2 separate regions of the Homo sapiens genome follow, and region 1 is linked to region 2. A link is a contact called in ENCODE Hi-C or POLR2A ChIA-PET data. All regions are on one chromosome and are shown on one strand. Each heading gives the region's core, a stretch centred on a gene start or an enhancer-like site at or near the end of the contact. The rest is flanking DNA. Distances are from core to core; before and after follow the strand shown.

Evidence for each region. Hi-C counts contacts between places; a loop is a spot of excess contacts on that map. ChIA-PET counts read pairs that join two places held with the same protein, here RNA polymerase II (POLR2A). Pooled maps may share reads with other maps.
Region 1: a loop to region 2 is called in a pooled map, with 4 times the contacts of the local background. The contact joins the promoter of ENTREP3 here to the promoter of RIT1 in region 2. A Hi-C loop is called at or near these places in 1 of 168 maps with a recorded cell type or tissue (B cell), 2 of 37 single-sample maps with no recorded cell type and 11 of 50 pooled maps. POLR2A ChIA-PET finds 5 or more read pairs at or near these places in 2 of 52 experiments (PC-9 and activated T-cell).

What each region holds. Positions count from the first base shown.
Region 1 is chr1:155,254,233-155,261,312 of GRCh38, forward strand. ENTREP3 (endosomal transmembrane epsin interactor 3) reads right to left here and starts at 1,251. Exons shown (of 12, transcript NM_006589.3): 1 at 421-1,251; 2 at 168-224. The coding sequence starts at 645. It overlaps SCAMP3 (secretory carrier membrane protein 3), which reads right to left. Exons shown (of 9, transcript NM_005698.4): 3 at 6,305-6,427; 4 at 6,098-6,218; 5 at 4,594-4,722; 6 at 3,266-3,425; 7 at 3,053-3,154; 8 at 2,442-2,559; 9 at 1,749-2,187. The coding sequence ends at 2,041.
Region 2 is chr1:155,909,121-155,916,049 of GRCh38, forward strand. It overlaps RIT1 (Ras like without CAAX 1), which reads right to left and starts at 2,229. Exons shown (of 6, transcript NM_006912.6): 1 at 2,123-2,229; 2 at 1,536-1,684; 3 at 1,330-1,386. The coding sequence starts at 1,641. It overlaps KHDC4 (KH domain containing 4, pre-mRNA splicing factor), which reads right to left. Exons shown (of 14, transcript NM_014949.4): 13 at 6,753-6,844; 14 at 3,925-5,200. The coding sequence ends at 5,001.

The sequences.
Region 1 (7,080 bases), core at 1-2,500, 660 kb before region 2:
CATGAGTACTCCTCTGCCACGGACAGAGTCCCCCTCCTTCACAGACACTTCGTGCCCACCCGGCTGGCACCAACTGGGGAGCCAGTTCCCTTCTTGAGGACATAAATGGGCTTCCCCTTGCGTGCTGGGCACCTGCCTCCCAGTGGGCACTGGACCCTGGCACCTACCACTAGAGTGAATGGCCGCTTCCAGGACACAATGCCAACCACCCCGGAGAACGCCAGCTGGGGACAGAGTGGGCACAGGCTCAGCCTGGCAGGGGAGGCTCCTGAGTGAGCCCCTCACCACAGGATGCACCCAGCCCTGTAAGGAGGCAGAGGACCAGGAGAGGGAGGAGAGGCAAGCATGTGGACTTGCAGCTGGTGTGGAGGGTGGGGCCCGAGGAGCCTCCCCCACCCAACAACTGTGCACCCAACTCACCGAGAACCCAGCCCAAGACGGGCAGGACCTCTTGATGCTCTCGGTGGTGGTGACGGAAGAGGCCACCATGCTGAAGGTGACCACCAGGATGCCCAGGAGCACTTGGACCAGCCCCAGCGTAAGCAGGGCCTGCAGCCAGGGTCGGTGGAGGCGGAGGTGGGTAAGGCCCCTGGTGCTGGGCCGGCTGGTCAGCGAGCGGCTGGAGTCACTAGGCGAGGGCATCATGCCTGCTGCCCGGTTGCCTGCGCCTCGCTCGGCCCTCCCTGGCACTTGGGAGCATCTCAGAGGCGCCCAAGGCCCCGTCCTTTCTCCTCTCCACCCCACTCGCTCTAGAGCCCACCCCCTGGCTGGGTCCCCTGGGGCATGGCCGAGGGACGCCAGCTGTGGGGGGGGCCAAGCGAGGGGCGTCACGGAGGGACCGCGGAGTGCTCCCTCCCCACCACGGGCACTGGACGGGCACCGTGCCCGGGGCGACGATGAGGACGCGGGGGCACCGGCTCATCGCATCTCCCTAGGGAAGAGGGGCACCGAGAAGGGCCGGTCCAGGAGTGAGGAGGGGGCGGCGGCCTGGAGCCCAGGGAGGGGTGGGGAGGGTAAAAGCGGGAAGGATGGAAATAAGTCTAGAGAAGAGGGGAGGGGTCGGCGTGGGGTGACTCTAGAGGCGCGGTCGGTGTGCCCTCAGGGCGTCCAGTAGGATCCGGGGCCGCCTGGTGGGGAGAGGCCGCGGCGCCGCTGTCTCCTGTGTCGCCTGTCCCGCTCCCCTCCCCACCACGCTCCGCTCCCCGAGCTCCGGCTGCCGCAGGTCGGGGACTAGAGAAGGGGGATGGGAATGGGGATGGTGCGGGAAGGAGGGGCATGGCGGCGAGGGCCGGCGCGGTGCACCCCGGGAGTTGTAGTTCGGGACTGAGACCCTGTCGGGGTTGGGGGATCCCGCGGCAGGGCGAGGCAGTCGGATAAGCGCTCCTCCAGTCCCTGCCTCGCTCTGGACCCTGGCTAGGCTGCTAGTGATCCTTTGGGCCTCCACTTGAGCCCCATCCAGCTTTTCAGGCTCCAGGCCCGCGTATTCCTTGGCGTTCCCGGCAGAGGCGGTGGCTCTTCCCCGTCATTAATGGAGAGGGGTGGGGAGCAGGGCTCCCTGGCGTCTCCGGGTTTCGCGTTTCCGTGGACTTCCCACCTCCTTCCTGCGCCAGCCACTCGGGCTCCACCGCCCCGCCCCTCATATCTCCCAGTTTACACTAAAGCCGGGTCCGACCTTCCCACCTCACTCCACACTCTCCTTTCTCTTTCATAAGGCCTAATTCCCAATGAAGATTCAGGAAACGGGGATGTCAGTTCCAGTTCCACTTTCTTTTTATTTAAATAACCGAAGCAACAGCCGTGGCACAGCAGAGGGAAGCTGGGTTGGGGCGTGTGAGAGGTGGCAGCAGTGTGGCCTGATGGGGGGACTAGGTCACAGTGAACTCCCCACACGCCTGTCAGGTTCAGCAGTCATGGCCATAGGATTGGGAGCACTACGGAGGAGCCATCAGTTAGTGATGTCTCTCCAAGTCCCAGAGACCTTAGGGACGGGAGCTAAGTCAGCTCCCTCAAGTAGCAGGGCCAGGGCATCCCAGTCAGGGGTCACGGGGCCCGGAAGGCATTTTCAGCAGCCCCAGCGGCTGCATTGGCAGCTGCGGTTCGCACCGCAGGGTTGGAGAAGACACCAGCAGCAAATTCTTGCTGGGCCTTCTGAAAGCTGGCACCTGTGCGGCGGTATAAGGAGTGGATCTGCAAGTAGAGGACAAAGACATTACCGCCCATTCCAGCCACTGGTTCCCCACCCCAGCCTAACAGCATCACTACCACTCAGCAGCCTGCTGCCCAGCACACACACTCACACACAGAAACACACACCCCAGAGGTCCATTAGCTGAGAACAACCCAGCAGCCTGACCTGTGCCAGTTGCTCCTGAATGTTCCACCCACGCCCCTGGGGACCCATGATCTCACCATCCCGGCCCCACCTTCGACACAGCCCTCACCCGTTTCAGCATGACAATTCCTAGCACAGCAATGCCAGTGAAGAGCAGGGCGACCAGCAGCATGAGCACGGATACTGCTGTGTTGCCCTTCGGCACCACCAGAGCAGAGATCCAGCCACTGTAAAGGGAAGGATGTACCAGTGAAGAGGGGCTCCTCAGCTTCTCCACTGGTTATGTCACCAGCATCCCCTGTTCCTACCCTTCCCATCAGCAGTGGCTCCCTGTCAATCGAGCAGCATTCCAAGCACCACAATCCCAAACTGTATCTAATCTCTTCATAGTTTAATTCCAGTTTCTGAACCATTAGCCCTGAGCTCTCCAAGCTCTTCCAGGCACTCATCTGGGGATTCTTCTTCCTCCTTTCAACCATGGTTCTATGCCTCCTCCAGGAAGCCACCTTAGATTGGCCAAATGCAGCATTCTTCCCTTCAATCTATATGTGTCAAGAGTGCTGTCTGCGCTCTATCCTGGAAGTATGTCTTGTATCTCATTAAACTAGTACCTCCCAAGGATTAAAACCACATTTCCTTTTTCTGAACAACTCCTATCCCAGCACCCAGTGCTGGCTGGATCTAGAGGGAAAGGTGAGGGTGGATAACAGCCTCACAAACCTGAATCCCCAACCTGGGATACCAATGGCCTGGAGGACAAAGAGCACATCCTGGACGAAGAAAATGAAGAAGAAAACGAAGAAATTGAATGAACTGTCACTCCTACAAAGAGGAAAAAAATGGGGAGGGTGGGAGAAGAATTAGAGCTGAAGGATGGGCAGACGTGGGGCCCATCCCAGGTCTCCATCACTCTCCCACCACTAACACACTTACCGGAAAGCCTTATACATGGGGCGGTACCAGCAGACAAAGGAGCAGGGAGTGAAAAGGAGGACCCAGAGGATAGAAAGCCCAAAGCCTGCGCCATTGTTGGTTTCCACACAGAAGCTGGCCAGGCAGGCGAGGAAGTTCAGGAGAAGAGCCAGCGTGCTGCCTAAGGGGCAGAGGGACAGGATGAGGAGCCCTTCTGGACTGCAATGAAGGCTCCTTCCCATCTATGCTCATCCTATAATATTCACCAAACATGGCAGAGTAAGGAAATGAAGGCAGCTGCTGCCTTCATGGAATCCTCAACAGGGGAGATGGAGAAAGCAAATGTCAATAATGTGTGATCCCCTTGCAAAGACATTTTTTTTTTTGAGACGGAGTCTGGCTCTGTCGCGCAGGCTGGAGTGCAGTGGCGCAATCTCAGCTTACTGCAAGCTCCGCCTCCCCGGTTCACGCCATTCTCCTGCCTCAGCCTCCAGAGTAGCTGGGACTACAGGCGCCCGCCACCACGCCCAGCTAATTTTTTTTTTTCTTTTTTTTTTTTTGAGATGGAATCTCGCTCTGTCGCCCAGGCTGGAGTGCAGTGGCAGGATCTCGGCTCACTGCAAGCTCTGCCTCCTGGGTTCACGCCCATTCTCCTACCTCAGCCTCCTAAGTAGCTGGGACTACAGGCACCCGCCACCACGCCCGGCTAATTTTTTGTATTTGTAGTAGAGACGGGGTTTCACCGTGTTAGCCAGGATGGTCTTGATCTCCTAACCTCATGTTCTGCCCACCTGGGCCTCCCAAAGTGCTGGGATTACAGGTGTGAGCCACCGTGCCCGGCCTTTTTTTTTTTTTTTTTTTTTTTTTTTTTTTTTTTGAGATGGAGTTTTGCTCTTGTTGCCCAGGCTGGAGTGCAATGGCATGATCTTGGCTCATTGCAACCTCCACTTCCCGGGTTCAAGTGATTCTCCTGCTTCAGCCTCCTGAGTAGCTAGGATTACAGGCATGTGCCACCACGCCCAGGTAATTTTGTATTTTTAGTAGAGATGGGGTTTCTCCATGTTGATCAGGCTAGTCTCAAACTTCTGACCTCAGGTTATCCACCCACCTCAGCTTCCCAAAGTGCTGGGATTACAGGCGTATACCACTGCACCCAGCCCAAAGACATCTAAAGAATTCAAAATATATTCCTGCATATGGACAATAAAAAGTGGGGAGAGGGCAAGAACATTTGCTAGCAGGCTGGTGAGTTCTAAATAGAGGTGAAGTGTTTGGTTCTTGGTGAGCGGACCCCAGGGCAGTTAAGAGATCTACCTGTAACTTCCTCCAAAAGGCTTCTCACTACTCACACATCCAGAGGTAGTACATGGTGGATACAGTCTTCTGAAATTCTTGGGGGATCTCCATGGAGATGTCCTGGAAAAAGCAGGGCTGAACTGGACAAAAAGAAGGTAGAGGGGGCCAATTGTTCTGTCGAGCTGTAAGGCACAAAAAAACAGGTGGACCCCAGAAGTAAAACAGAGACCAACAAAGGAATCACTCCCCCTTCTCTCCATCCCTGGATCCTCTCTTTTTTTTTTTTTTTTTTTTTTGAGATAGGGTCTCTGTTGTTCAGGCTGGAAGGTAGTGGTATGATCATGGTTCACTGTAGCCTCAACCTCCTGGGCTCAAGCAACCCTCCCACCTCAGCTTTTTTTTTTTTTTTTTTTTCTCCTGAGATAGAGTTTCGCTCTTGTTGCCCAGGTTGGAGTGCAGTGGTGTGATCTTGGCTCAGTGCAATCTCCGCCTCCCGGGTTCAAGTAATTCTCCTGCCTCAGTCTCCTGAGTAGCTGGGATTATGGGCACATGCCACCACGCCCAGCTAATTTTTGTATTTTTAGTAGAGACAGGGTTTCACCATGTTGGCTGGTCCTGAACTCCTGACCTCAGGTGATCCACCCGCCTTGGCCTCCCAGAGTGCTGGGATTACAGGCATGAGCCCCGGCGCCTGGCCGTCCACCTCAGCTTCTTGAGGAGCTAGGACTACAGACAGGTACCATCATGCCCTGCTAATTTTTTTCATTAATGTTTTGGAGGCAGGATCTCACTATGTTGTCCAGGTTGGTCTCTAACTCCTGAGCTCAAGCAACCTGCCTGCCTCGGCCTCCCAAAGTGTTGGAATTACAGGCGTGAGGCACCATACCCAGCCCTGGATCCTCTCTTTTATCTCCAATTTGGGGTCCAAGGAGACAAGTGAGAGTGGAAAAATTAATACTGTTTATTATTATTTAAAACATCTAAGCACTGTACCAAGTACTTCACATATATTTTGTTTAACCTTCACAACAACCCTGTCAAACGGATGCAAACGTGGTTTTCATTTTATAAATAGGGAAACTGAGGCATTCAAGATTAAGTAACTTCCCTAAAAGCTCATGGTTAGTAAGCAGTATCTCTAAAATTCAAACTCAGCAGTCTGACTCCAGAGCCCAGGTTTGTGTTTTTTTTTTTTTTTGAGATGGAGTCTCACTCTGTCACCAGGCTGGAGTGCAGTGGCGCTATCTCGGCTCACTGCAACCTCCACCTCCCGGGTTCAAGCGATTCTCCTGCCTCAGCCTCCCGAGTAGCTGGGACTACAGGTGCGCGCCACCATGCCCAGCTAATTTTTGTGTGTGTGTATTTTTAGTAGATACAGGGTTTCACCATGTTGGCTAGGATGGTCTCGATCTCTTGACCTCGTGATCCGCCCACCTCAGCCTCCCAAAGTGCTGGGATTATAGGTGTGAGCCACCGCACCCAGCCGAGCCCAGGCCCTTAAGACCTGTTTTTGCTCCTCCCAAACTCTCAGATGCTCTTCCCCACTCTATTACTTACTAGCTGTGCCCCCCAGGGCAGCATGCTGCAGCTCTCGCTCCCTTCGGTCCAACTCCTCTGCCTTCCGGTTGAGCTCCTCCTGTTTCTTCAGCAGCTCAGCTGTGGCTGCTGCAGCTGAGGCCTGCCCAGTGTGAGCAGACGGAGATGTGAGCCCTGGGCCCCAGGACTGGCCCTTCTCCCCAGCCCTCACCTGCACACCTCCTGTACCTGAGTGCTGTATGAGCCATAGTTCTTAGGTTCTGTGGGGCTGAGCTTTCTCGAGGGCTGCAAGGAGGGAGCTGAGGGTGGAGGCAATGGGGCAGGGGCTGGAGGCTCATAGGCTGGTGGTGGCTGTTGAGGAAAAGACCTTAGTGATCATCTAGTCCCTCATAACACAGGAATCTAGAGTCTGCTTGAATACCTTTAGACCCAGAACTCATGATGTAAGGAAGCAGCCTTTCCCCCATTTGTTAGGAAGCTAGTTCTTCTGTTGAATTTCTGTCAGAGAACTCTATGATGACCTGTAGCAGCCTTATCATCCCTCATATCCAATTCCTTAGTGAGGACTCAAATCACTCATTTACCATATCTCCCCACTTAACTGTGTTTTTTTTTTTTCTTTTCTTCTGGGGATGGAGTGTGGGGTTGTCTCTCTGCCACCCAGGCTGGAGTGCAGTGGTGCAATCATCACTCATCGAAGCCTCAAACTCCTGGGCCCAAGCAGTCTTTCCATCCCAGCCTCCCAAGTAGCAAGGACTACAGGCATGTGCCACTACACCTAGCCAATTTTTAAAACGTTTCAAGAGATGGGGGTCTCGCTGTTGCCCAGGATGGTCTCCATCAAATTCCTGGGCTCAAGCAATCCTCCCACCTCAGCCTCCCAAGTGGGATTACAGGCATGCACACCATGCTTGGCTTTTTTTTTTAAGTTTTAAGTACCATGAAAACCCCTTAAATTCTTACAACTCACCATCTTCTAATCCAGTGGGACAAACAGGTGTAGT
Region 2 (6,929 bases), core at 979-3,478:
ATCCCAGCACTTTGGGAGTCCGAGGTGGGCAGATCACGAGGTCAGGAGATTGAGACCATCCTGGCTAACACGGTGAAATCCCATCTCTACTAAAAATACAAAAAAAAATTAGCCGGGCTTGGTGGCGGGCGCCTGTAGTCCCAGATACTCGGGAGGCTGAGGCAGGAGAATGGCATGAACCTGGGAGGTGGAGCTTGTAGTGAGCCGAGATTGTGCCACCGCACTCCAGCCCGGGCAACAGGGTGAGACACCGTCTCCAAAAAAAAAAACAAAAAAAGAAAATAACAGTACAGCTGACTTTCTGTGCCCTCTCCCATTCCCACATCCATTTTTCTTTCATATTAGGATATAAACCCTTAGAATCAAACCTGCTTCCTTATGGTTTAGGAATGACAGTAATGTTCTTAGTCTTTGTAGAGATTAGCAATTAAAAAATAAAAAAGTCAAAGCAAACAAAATGACTTTTTTACTCTATTAGCGTTCTGCAACAAGAGTTAAGGACCATAAAAGACATCGGAGGGCTAGGCACAGTGGCTCACGCCTGTAATCCCAGTACTTTTCGAGGCTGAGGTGGATGGATTACTTGAGGTCAGGAGTTTGAGACCAGCCTGGCCAACATAGTGAAATCCCATCTCTACTAAAAATACAAAAATTAGCCGGGTGTGGTGGCAGATGCCTGTAATCCCAGCTACTCAGGAGGCTGAGGCAGGAGAATTGCTTGAACCCGGGAGGCGGAGGTTACAGTGACCGGAGATCGCACCATTGCCCTCCAGCCTGGGAGACAGTGCGAGACTCCATCTCAAAAAAAAAAAAAAAACAACAGACAGACATGGGAGAAGACATTACTACGTAATGAACTTAAGGTATAAGGAAGTAAACCAAGAGCTCCAAGTGCAAGATGTCCAGGCTTGGCATGTCTGGGTTGTAAGAGTTCAGCAGCCTGGCTCTACTTGTTTCTCTGCTTCCTTTTGTGGAAGTTCAAACCAGCTGACTCACAGTTACAGAGCGAGTCTCAAGTCATACCCTTAGAGAAGTGACAGCAAGAAAAGGCTTCGTTAAGTGGCCTGTATACAACCATAAAAAAATACAACAAAGAGAGTTGTCCCATTAATGTTCAGTAAGAGACAAAGACTAAAGATGGCTTATGACATAAAGTCTGAAAAAAAAAGAAATATTCAGTTGCTTACCAACTGCTGATACCCTTGTTTCTAAATAAATCTGAATTAGACTCCAAAAAAGCCTCAAAATATAAATAGTTAGAAACTACTGATATTCATTAAGATATTTTTATGGGGTATATTTGGAAACATAAGTGATGATCTGGCTTACCAATGGTGGGATCATGATCTTCTGGGAATCGGTGGCTGATGAACTGCATGGTCATGGCTTCAAAAGAAGAAATAAAAGTCAAATCCTCACAAAGGTGACCCACAGAGAGAATTTTAAGTATTAACATTGCAAGATAGCAAGTATCCCATCTGGTCATTTAAGTACTTTTCATCCATGCTTCCTGTCAAATGGAAAATGTTACCTACCACTCTTCCCTACACCACCAGCACCCAGCATCACTAGTTTGTACTCCCGTGAGAGCCCAGCGGGGCTGCTACAGCAGCTACCAACTGGGCGAGTTCCAGAATCCATTGTCCTCTTGGGGCCTTCCTCGGTTGCCCCGAGGAAAAGCCACCTAGAAAAGGAGGAGGAAATGCTTAATCCAGGATGGAGACACCACGGCGACAGCCCTCAAGCCAGTGCCTTACCTTTCCATACATATTCTGGCCTGTCCCTCTTACTCTGGCCTGTCCCTCTTGCTCACCACTGCACCCTTTCGGGTGGCCCTAAGAAACCCCCCCATCTTCACCCTCCCTCCTAGACAGTTCAGTCACATGACACATCACAGGTTTTACTTTTTCCAAAGAGAAAAATAAAAAGATACAAATAAATTTACGTCTCGGCACAGTAGGGACAAGGAGAAAGTTTTGGGAAGAAAGGGATGCGGCCCCTTAGGCCGCAGGGGTTCTCTCACGTCTGCGGTACCCAGAGGTTCCGCCCCCTCCCCATTCTCCTCCGAACCCCCTCCCCACCCCCAGCTGCTGCTCCGCCGCCAGACTCCCCACCCCTCTACCTCACAAGCCGACGCCCTGCTGCTCCTACTGGTCAGTGGGGACTGGAACACCACAGCCGGTCGGGTCACGCACTTCGTCTTCCTTCACTCGCGGAGGCTCCGGCACTGACCTGTGACCCCTCCCGCAACCGAGTAAGATGGCGCCACCGGCGCCCGAGTCGCGGAAGGAGGGGCGGGGCCACTCAGTGACGCCCACAGCCTGCCCCGCCCTCTTCCCGCCCCTCCCAGGTCCCTAAAACCCAGTTCCGGGACCCACCGCTGAAGGTCCTCTGGTCACCTACCCAACCTAGGGTGTATGCACTCACAGACAAGGGTATTTAATCACGAGTAGAAAGTAAATTATTTACACAAAAGGGAAGGGAGTACGTGATAAGAGACATGCAGGGACACTTAAATTAACAACTTACCGAGGGTTGTTTGCTGCTTGTGGGAAAAAAAAAAACCCAAAACTAATTTGACCCAATGTAATGAGAGGAAGGGAGGACAGGGGCACCCCCCAAATCCTCCTAAAACACAGGATTTCAGTCAAGTCTACCGGGGATGACTACTCATAGGAGAAAAATGACTTTCCTAAAGGAGCGGCCACAATGACTTTTGCTATTGAAACCTAAATTCATTCTCAGAAACCAGATGTTCACAACACTCCCTAATCAGAGTTCTGTATGTATTTTAAACACGTATAAGACACACAAAAACTTGTTTTAAATAAATGTACCACACTCTGGCAGGAAAGAGAGCTCTGAGTTAACAGAGGCCTTGAGTTAAATACAGAACTGAAGCGCAGCCACTATAACCATATTCCCCTCTATTTACGTAGCACAGGTGCTAGAAGAAACTGACACGAAAATTGTTCTCATGCAGCTCTGCCTACCACTGTTCTTTTTAAATGTCTTTCTGGGCCGGGCGGGCGCGGTGGCTCACACCTGTAATCCCAGCACTCTGGGAGGCCGAGGCAGGTGAGTCATGAGGTCAAGAAATAAGAGACCATCCTGGCCAACATGTAAAACCGTCTCTACTAAAAATACAAAAGAATTAGCTGGGTGTGGTGGCATGCGCCTATAAGTCCCAGCTACTCGGGAGGCTGAGGCAGGAGAATCACTTGAACCTGGGAGGTGGAGGTTGCAGTTAGCTGGCTGAGAGGGTGCCACTGCACTCCAGCCTGGCAACAGAGCAAAACTCCGTCTCAAAATTTAAGTCTTTCTGGCCAGGAGTGCTGGCTCACGCCTGTAATCCCAGGACTTTGGGAGGCTGAAGTGGGCTGATCACTTGAGGATCAGGAGTTCAAGACCAGCCTGGCCAAAATGGTGACTCCCTGTCTCTACTAAAAATATAAAAATTAGTTGGGCATGGTGGTAGGTGCCTATAATCCCAGCTACTCAGGAGGCTGAGGCTGGAGAACCACTTGAACCCAGGAGGTTGCGGTGAGCCAGGATTGCACCATTCCACTCCAGCCTGGGTGACAGAGCGAGACTCCATCTCAAAAAAAAATAAAATGTCTTTCCAAGAATAACATATTTCCTTTAAAACCCGCTTCATTCATGAAGTCCTTTTAATACGCTGTTAAATAAAGGAGGGCTAAAATATGAAAATGGAAAATATCCAGCATAATAATCCTTAACCTTTTCATTTGAACTTTAAGGGTACATTTTGCAGTTACATAACTCTGGGAACTATATGCAAACCTTGGGGTCTGTATATGTATTTTTCTGGTAATGTTATAGTTGCATTGTGCTATGAGTAAAAAAGTTTATGAATTTCAGTGTATGGATGGGTTGTGGAAGAAAACAGAGAAACCACAAGCAGAATATTTATAGATTTATTTATAATGAAATTATGGTCTAAATATTTACAACATATAGGAAACCAGAGGATAAGTTTATACAAAGCCAGCCTGCAAAGTATTCAAATGTGCAAAAATGACAGTTCAATATCTCAAACTATTCCTGGTTCAGCAGACTAGCTCCTTCACTTTCACACATCAATATTTGATACAAAAAGTTATTTTGGCAAAATCTGTAATGCCAAGAAAAAGGACAATTTGCAATTTCAGTCATTAAGTCCAAAATCCTATAGCCAGCAGTCAGATCTCTCTGTTTTAGCTGCAACCAGTTCTGGGAGAGAGAGACCACTGTATTTCATTTCTGTGATGAGTTCTGACCAGTTTTAGTCAAGAAGTTTTCTCTGACCCAGCTGAAGACAGGATCTTAGAAGGGCAATAAAAACAGTAATGGCTATGAGACCAATGTGCCTGAAGGTGCCAGCTTTGGATCACCCCAATTAAAAAACACAATGAAAAAATAATTTCATTTTCCTATCCAGGATCCAGCTATATCCAACAGTTTTAAATGAGACAGCATTTTCCAAAACAGAAATAATCCAAAACAAAACAGGGATGCAGATCTGTCAGAATTAAATACTGAAAAGGACGGTCTTAAAATCATTTCCCCACTAATAAATAGTAAGGCTCTGTTTGTAACCAGTTATATATCAAAATTGACCAAACAGTAGTAAAATACAAATAAAACTTTCTTTATGTCAGAACTGGGGCTATTCACCTGGAAAAGGCTGACCAGGTCAAATGTGTATGGGAACGACCCTGTTAGGATGCTTTGTTGGACAAGCACATTTCACCAACTGTTAAAAAGCTTCTGAGATAAATTTGTGATTCTAATTAAATTTTAACAGATTCTATGCCACTGCAGAAATAAGGATTTTTGTGGTTGTTAAGGAACCCCTTTAAGAAAGGGGGGCACTGAATCTCTAACTTCTGCAAAGGTCCAGATGGTTCCCAGCACAGGCCCCAGAGTCTTGTTAAATCAAATGCATGCATTATTGCTAAGAAGAGTCACTGAGGGTCAAAACTCTGTTCCACTGTTTCCTAGGGAGCCATCCAGAATGGCATCTGTTGTTTAGCTCGTGGTTGTGATGAAGGATATTGGTATCCCAAACTCCAGCCCTGTGGAAAACTACTTGCATTTTTATGACCTCCATGTTCCTCCTCTTCATCAGATGAATCTGCAGCATAAGCCACCAAGCCAAATCCCTTCTCTGTAGTTTTCATCTTCTTGGCTGGATAATCTAGAATAGAGAAAAAACAACCCCAACCCCATCCCCGCCAAGGGAAAAAAAAAAATACCATAAATTCGTTAATTAAAAAAAAGATGTTAATTTTAAGTGGTTAGTTGGACACCATTTTGAGGTCACAGGGTCAATGGTCACCCAAAAACGTTGAAGATCACACGAAAAACAGCACCAGCATCAGCAAATGTGAATCCACCAGAACCATGTAAGAAAACAGAGAAAGAAAAAAGAAACACAAAAAAAGAAAAAAAAAGAAAAAAAGGAAAGTTAGCAAGTGAGTCTCTTGAGGGCTGATATTTCACCTTTTAAAGAGTTAAAAGAAAAGAAGTTAAGAAAAGAAAAAAACGTATTTTCTTCTGTTCATTTTTATGAGTACAGGCAAAGAATAAAATATCCCATGTACCTCTACAGGATTTAGAGTTCTGGAATGCTAAAAGGCAACATTTTCCTAACAGCCACAAACTGACCATTACTGACCAATAGAGTTATAAGGGGAGGTGTGGCTCAGCTCCCAATATAAAGCAAAATCAACCTTTATTAAGTCCGTATCAGATGACCTCCTGGTATTCACATAATATAGGCAACAGGATTTTGAAATGACCTACCACTCATTACTATTCACTGATGCTATGTATAAAATAAGTCGACTAACTCTTTTCTAGATACACGTTGGTTGGAAACAAAAGGTTGTCTGTATACAATTTTTTTAAAACTATTTTCTCTCTCTCTCTCTCGGCACACGTTTGTTGGAAATAAAAGGTTGTCTGTATACAATTTTTTAGAAACTATTTTCTCTTTCTCTTTCTTTTTTTTTGAGACAGAGTCTCACTCTAGTGCCCAGGCTGGAATGCAGTGGTGTGATCTTGGCTCACTGCAACCTCCACCTCCCAAGTTCAAGTGATTCTCCTGCCTCAGCCTTCCAAGCCGCTGGAATTACAGGCATGCACCACCATGCCCAGCTTAATTTTTCTATTTTTAGTAGAGACGGGGTTTCACCATGTTAGCCACGCTGGTCTCAAACTCCTGACCTCAGGTTATCCGCCCACCTTGGCCTCCCAAAGTGCTGGGATTACAGGCGTGAGCCACCGTGCCCAGCCCAAAAGTATTTTCACTGGCCAACAGATTATAGAGGTTGGATTAAACACCTGAATGAACATCAGGTTAGAAAATTAATAGCTTTATTTATGTATTTATTTATTTATGAGATGGAGTCTTGCTCTATTGCCCAGGCTGGAGGGCAGTGGTCTGATCTTGGCTCACTGCAACCTCTGCCTCCCAGGTTGAAGCGATTCTCCTGCCTCAACCCCCTGAGTAGCTGGAATTACAGGCGCCCACCACCATGCCCGCTAGTTTTTGTATTTTTAGTAGAGATGGGATTTCACTATGTTGGCCAAGCTGGTCTTGAACTCCTGACCTTAGGTGATCTGCCCACCTCGGCCTCCCAAAGTGCTGGGATTACAGGCGTGAGCCACTGCGCCCGGCTGAGAAAACTAATAGCTTTAGACCAGTCTTAGCCACTCCCCTGTTCCCCCAGCTATATCACACTCACCATGGCTCCCTGTTAAGGTCCCAGACCCATTCCTTTCATCGGACTCTGTTTTTATTCCAGTCACTGGAAAGGCTGGTGGAGGCATCAACTGCCTATTGAAAAACAAAATGAAACTTTCTTTCAGACAATTTAAATTTTCTTAACTTATCCAGTGGATTAGAAGTGCAATTATGTCTG